Linked DNA regions of Homo sapiens: region 1 is linked to region 2. The links are chromatin contacts, found by Hi-C or POLR2A ChIA-PET in ENCODE. All regions are on one chromosome and are shown on one strand. Each heading gives the region's core, a stretch centred on a gene start or an enhancer-like site at or near the end of the contact. The rest is flanking DNA. Distances are from core to core; before and after follow the strand shown.

The links. Hi-C counts contacts between places; a loop is a spot of excess contacts on that map. ChIA-PET counts read pairs that join two places held with the same protein, here RNA polymerase II (POLR2A). Pooled maps may share reads with other maps.
Region 1: a map of PC-9 shows a loop between it and region 2 (5-fold over the local background). The contact joins the promoter of GRAMD2B here to the enhancer-like site in region 2. A Hi-C loop is called at or near these places in 25 of 168 maps with a recorded cell type or tissue (CD4-positive, alpha-beta T cell, CD8-positive, alpha-beta T cell, Caco-2 and 16 more) and 22 of 50 pooled maps. POLR2A ChIA-PET finds 5 or more read pairs at or near these places in 10 of 52 experiments (AG04449, BJ, GM10248 and 7 more).

The regions. Positions count from the first base shown.
Region 1 is chr5:126,421,551-126,424,658 of GRCh38, reverse strand. It overlaps GRAMD2B (GRAM domain containing 2B), which reads right to left and starts at 1,250. Exons shown (of 14, transcript NM_023927.4): 1 at 970-1,250. The coding sequence starts at 1,052. RefSeq lists a silencer at 1,146-1,275.
Region 2 is chr5:126,383,527-126,386,688 of GRCh38, reverse strand. It overlaps LOC101927514 (a long non-coding RNA gene), which reads left to right. Exons shown (of 3, transcript XR_001742874.3): 3 at 328-431. It also overlaps a transcript of GRAMD2B not described here. Among named protein-coding and RNA genes, the nearest start is that of GRAMD2B, 38 kb to the left of the region's middle. Within about 2 kb of position 1,513, at least 4 of the 41 ENCODE cell types and tissues checked have a DNase peak (open chromatin) inside an H3K27ac peak, as active enhancers do; they include PC-3, PC-9, ascending aorta and 1 more, where a contact is called at or near this core.

The sequences.
Region 1 (3,108 bases), core at 1-2,500, 38 kb before region 2:
GGAGCAAGTCATTCTAATCCTCTTAGAAGAAATGTCCATGGGGACACCCAGACTTCAACAAGACTTTGAGCCTAGTGATAATTAATGTAAGTTATGAAGTTCAAAACAGAAGTTAGACCGGGTTTCTAAGCACAAAAATTTGGCAACTTAAAATGATTTCAAAGTGGAATTATCACATCAGTATAACCTTATGATAATACATATCCCTCCTTCCTAAATTACTCATATCCTGATACCAGAACAAGAGTTTTAGAGCTCAGAAGGGTTAGTGTCTAAAATCATAGACTGAATTAGAAGTGACTTCAGTAGGCTTAGAAAATACCACTTTGTAGGAAAAAAACAACCTCTCCTCCCAAACCAATTTTACCAAAGACTGCAAAATAGATAAATATTTTAAAAGTAGAGAAGACTCAATTATAGGCTAAACTCTTTATCATACCTTGTCTGTGTGTTTAATGTGGCAATGGTCACCAAAGTCCCTTGAAGTACAGTAATATTCATTTGTGCCTCCCCCATCCCCACTCTGCTCTTGAAGTTCCAGAAGGGCAGATCCAAAATAACATTTATCCTTGTATTGCCCATCGTTATTGAACAAGTAGATACTCAATTATTTGCTGAACTAAAATGAATTTGTGAAAATGGTCATTCTAAACGAAGGGCTGTGTTGGGACTTTGAGCTTCAATGTGGTTAGGCTTATTTTCTACAAAATTATTTTCCCAACATCCAGTGAGTTTTGAATTAAGAGAATTTGTTTAAATCCTACAGTAGACTTTTCAATCAATCTAAACCATCTCCTTAACTGAATATCTAGACAGAGAGAGAGAGTGAGAGACAGAGAGAGCGCGCCACAAGATTGTCCATATAGGAGCTCCAGAAATCCGCATCCACCCAAAATGCGTCCCGGGGCAGAGAAGTTTAGGCTGCGCTCCTCCCACCTCCTTGGATGGGTCCCAGCTGAGAATACTCACTGGGCTGAGCCAAGTTTGCTCTCCCTCTTCCCGAGCACTTTCGCAGGCTTTGTGTCTTCCACATCTTGCTGTAGTTCAGTCATCGGGGCCGTGTCTGGAGGGCACCTTCAGACTTCCGCGCGCCTGGCTCTGCCCCGGCTCGTCCCGGCTTCTAGGTCCGGGTGCGCAGGCCAAGCAAGCGGCGCCGTGCCCTCCCCTGCACCCTCCGCCCAGCGCATCCAGGCCGGGCCGCGCCAAGCTCCCGGGGCCGCGGACCTGGACACGTCGGAGCGGGCGCGATTGGTCCGACCCACTGTGGAAAAGCCGAGAGGGAGGGAAGGGGAGGGTCGAAGCGAAGTGACAGCCTCTTTCCCCAACCCAGGAGGCAGAGAAGAGAAAAAGGAAACCTGTTGAACGAGTCTTTCGGGAGAGGAAGCTAATTGGCCAAGCAGGTGGAACATTTGCCTAAGAAGGCACAATCTGTTTAGCCTCCTGGTAAATTAAGCTTTTTGTTTTCTATCCCGACTGTAACAGGGGGATTTTTAGAGGGCAGCCGGCTCTAGATACCGGAAATGGAGACGTCTGAGTGGGACGCCCTGTCACACAAATGCGCTGTGTGGGCTGGCCTATGCCCCATCCTAAATTATTCAAACAGGATATTGCTTCATTGAGGGACTGCCTCTTCTGCTTAAACAATAGGTCTGCTCAATTTTTTATGTGGGAATAACAAAGGTAATAAGTAGTTGCCTTTGGTGGTGTTTTGGTTAACCCTTCATCGTTCTGGGGTGGGGGGGGTGGTTAGAGGGGCAAAGAAGAAGCAACCATCAAAATCTTCAAATATTGGGTTATGACTGTTCTCATCAAAATCAAAATTGGTGTTTGATAATTCCCAAGCCGTCTCTTTGTTGCCCATAGTTGTGCAAGTACCTTATTTACTATGCACTCAACCAGTACCGTGAATGCCTCTTCTTCCCACCTTTTGGTGACATTTTGACTTGCCTGTTCTAAGGTTTTGTATTGGAAGCATTCACTCATTCATTCATTGAACAAACTTTTGAGAGCTACAAAGTTCCAGGCATTGTTCTCAATCAGGGGTGTCCAATCTTTTGGCTTCCCTGGGTCACATTGGAAGAAGACGAACTGTCTTGGGCCACACATAAAATATACTAACACTAAGGATAGATGATGAGCTTTAAAAAAGGTCTGTGCAGGGGCCAGGCACGGTGGCTTACGCCTGTAATCCCAGCAGTTTGGGAGGCCGAGGCGGGTGGATCATTTGAGGTCAGGAGTTCGAGACTAGCATGGCCAACCTAGTGAAACCCCATCTCTACTAAAAATACAAAAATTAGCTGGGTGAGGTGGCGCAGGCGCTTGTAATCCCAGCTATTTGGGAGGCTGAGGCAGGAGAATCACTTGAGCCTGGGAGATGGAGGTTGTGGTGGGCCAAGATGCACCACTGCACTCCAGTCTGGGCAACAGAGTGAGACCCTGTCTCAAAAAAAAAAAAAAAATCCGTGCATAAATGTCACCATGTTATAAGACAGTTTATGAATTTGTATTGGGCTATATTCACAGCTGTTCTGGGCTGCAGGTTGGGCAAGCTTGTATAAACATTGACTTGTTATAGCAAATGACATTTGTATTGGTGGTTTTCTAATTTGCAATGGAGTAGTTGACAATTAGAATAATTAATATAAACGTTATTATTGGAAGCCTGACTTGACTTCAAAACAATTACAAGTGGCAACAGTAGAGCATGACATGCCTGGGAAAAAACGACTAACTATGTTCTGGGGCTGCAAGTCCTTCATTTTTCTCTTAAAATAAAGTTTAGATTTAAGAGTATTACAAAGACTATACAACCATAGTATGTACATGTATGTATGTAGTTTGTAGGGTGTATGTGTGTGTAAAACACCTAACCTTCTAAATAACTTCAAACATTTTGGAGGTGCAAGTTCTTTCCAAAGTTTTCTTATTCCTTCTCTTTTTACATATATATCATTAGGCTGAGAGAACAAAAGCATCTTTTTGTAGCCTGCTTGCTCCAAAATTGATGTTTGTGACATTTGAAAAATAAGTAAAAGAAAAAGCTTACATAAATTCCAGAAGAGTTGGCTTAGTCAGGCCTCTCTCTCTTTTTCTTTCCTGACCACTGAC
Region 2 (3,162 bases), core at 264-2,763:
GTTGTGATTCAAATATAGATCCAAGTAACTCCAAGGCTAATGTCCTTTCACCAAATACTGCCTTTCAGATTAGAAATATTCAGAGTTTTTGTGGTGGCCAGCCTCCATGATGGTCCCCAGTGATCACCCTTCTTGGTATTCTCAGCCTTGGATTGTCCACCTCATGAAAGTCCCTGAGCCAGAGCTACCTAGCCAATTTACTTCCAGATTCAGAACCCACAGATACTGTGTAAGATAATACATGCTCATTGTTTAAGAGGCTAGGATTTGGCATAATATGCTGTGAAGCAATTGACAACTCATCTAACCCTTATCATTCTTACTCAGCTTGGAACGTGCTTCCTTGGGGATTTCATGTTCATATCAATGACTGATTTGGAATTCGGATTTGCCTTTGAATGTTGGAGAGCATGGAATCATGCAAGGATCAGCAGACAGATCCTGGGTGGTGATCCGTGATGTCCAGCTACACAAAAGAAATGAATGTCTTTTTTTCCCAAAAGATGATGTATTACAAGAGTCACTACTAAATCAGCATCTACGTCAACCAAATACAACCTCTAAAAGAAAAACAAATAGGATGATATTAATCCTGGAGAGTTTTATTTTGTTTATAATTTGGGATAATTAAGCTTTGAAGTTTCATGTTTACTCTTTGAGGAAAGTGTGTCTGGGCTTTACCTCATTTCCTCCAACCCTCTCTCCCTCTCTGCTCCAGAGACCCAGTGTTCTTTCAGCAACTTGAAATGTGTTTTCTCTTCCACAGAGAATAGCAAATGCTATTTCTACAAATGGGATTCTACCTCTCCCTCTCCCTCTCTTCCAGTCTCATGTTCTGTTTCATTTCCTCAGGGACTGCTGCTTTACGACTCCATGGACTGGGTTGCACCCCCCATTGCTCCCTCTGCCTTCTACTCTACTTTCCCAGTATTCAAGACACTCAGAATCCTCTTTAATGCCTGTCTTTTTCTGATTATAAGCAACATAAGAACCTGCCACACTGGTTTTATTCACCAATGGATCTCTAGTGCCTTATTACACAATAAATACTTTTTGACTAAGTATTGTTTGAGGAAAATGTTATTTCCGGCACAGAGAAAATAATAGCAGAGGCATGAAGATATGAAAGTGTGTGGCATGTGTAAGGGAATATTAAATTAAAAATGGATGTTTTCTTTAAGTAAATGGTTATCTCTTTCCTATGTAACTTAATTCAACTTTACCATAATTAATTTTTAAACAAATGAATTCAATGTGAAATTAAGCTAAAATTAACTTACATTTATATTTATGGAGGTAAAAATTTAAGCCTATATTGCTCATAGTATCCTTTTTGTTGTGTAATTTTCCCCTCTCTTTTCCCAGTTGCAAGAATAAAATATTTGGGATTGCTGAGAGTCAAATCTGAATTCAGATCTATTAATAAATCCCTGTGGAGTAGTGGAAAGTTCCTGGACTATGAATCATAAGGCCTGCGGTATAATTTTATCTGCCACTTGCTATTCTCCCTATATTGAGCATATTAGTGACTTGTGTGCCCTGAATGTTCTGCTGAGCTTCAGCCCTCCTGGGGTGAAGTCAGCAGCACTCCCAGCAAGGGTCAGCCTTGCTTGTCAAACAGGGAAGGTCTTCATTCATCCATAACCTACCTGAAATGTATTCATCCGTCTAGCATTTATCGTTGTCTACTTTATGCCAGGAACTGTGCTCAGTGATCGGTTAGAAACAAAAGGCAGCACAGTGAGAAAGAAGGACAAATATAACAAGTATAATTTAATGTATAATGAATGTTATACCGAAGATAAATAAAAGGCACAATGTGAGCACAGAGAAAGGGAGATTGGTGCCAGGGCAGGCTTTCTGAAGGCAGTGATACCTGGCCCAGTTTTGAAGGACAGCTCAGAATTTACCCTGCCAGAGTATTGTAGGCAAAGAAGGGGCAAAGGCCCTGAACCAGAGTGCGTGCATAGAGTGCGGACTTCTTGGGCACAAGGAAGGGCAACAGATATGACTGGGGAAGCTGACCAGGGTCACAGATAATTCTCCTTAAGAGGCCAAAGGACAACTCTGTGAGACCACTGAAGATACCTGTTCTACTTCCCCATTCCTGCTTCCAGATTTCTTTTCCCTCCAAACAGGAGCATGTTTGAAGTGAGATCTCCTCATGGAATATTACCCTGCCCTTATGGGGCTATTTGAAGGAATAAATAGAAACTTTCCCTTTCTCCGGGATTATACTGGCAGCTGTTAGTTTTTTACATTAGGCAAGGTTTATTTTGTTGCACTAAGCATTGGAAATGTGCAGTTTATTTCTAGATCTAAACACAGCAATATGAGGATGAGCAAGAGACATGTTGTGGAAAATGATAGTTTGGAGAGTTAGGCTCATAATTTAATTTTCAAACTGCATGTACATTGTCTGCCTTCTATAGTATCCCGGATCTGTGTCAGTCACCAACAGAGATTTCAGCTCCTGGAAGCAGGATCTGAGCCTTATTTACTCAAGAAGAATCTATTCTTCTTGAAGAATAGATTTAAGATCTATTGAAGAATAGACTGAAGATTCTGCTTTAGTAAAGTAGAGTTTTTTCTATGTGCTAAGTGCTAGGACTAGAGAGGAAAGAATGTATTTGCTAGCTTCTAGGAGCTCTGGGTGATGAGTAAATATACCATTATTTCTCTGTGGATCTCCCTCGTTGTCCTATAACAGTCACAACCAGCATTAGAACATTTAAGCCCACAGAATCATATAATGAGTCAGTGTAGACCTGGGAATCTCACGTAGTTCTCTCTGACCTTCTCTTTCAAAGAGTATTGTGTCTACTTCTGAAATCTTTATATGCTCTGGGGCTCTAGAAATCACCCTGAGTGAGATAAAGAAATGGAATTAAATGACCCTCGAAAGTGGGTTTGATTTTTGAAAATAGCCCAAATAATTTGAAGCCAAGCTGGGTGAATAAATTCGTCCATGAACTTGGATAATGCCATTTTGGTCATGTATCTGGCTGTATATGTACTACCTGGACTAATTTGTTCGCATAGTTTTGCCATACAGCAACAACAGAAAACTTTTTTTTTTCCTGTTACCTGCTTACTTCATCTAAGTAATGCAGAGAAAAACTGTAATCCATCTACCACAGTGAAAGGCCAGCAAGGTTTATA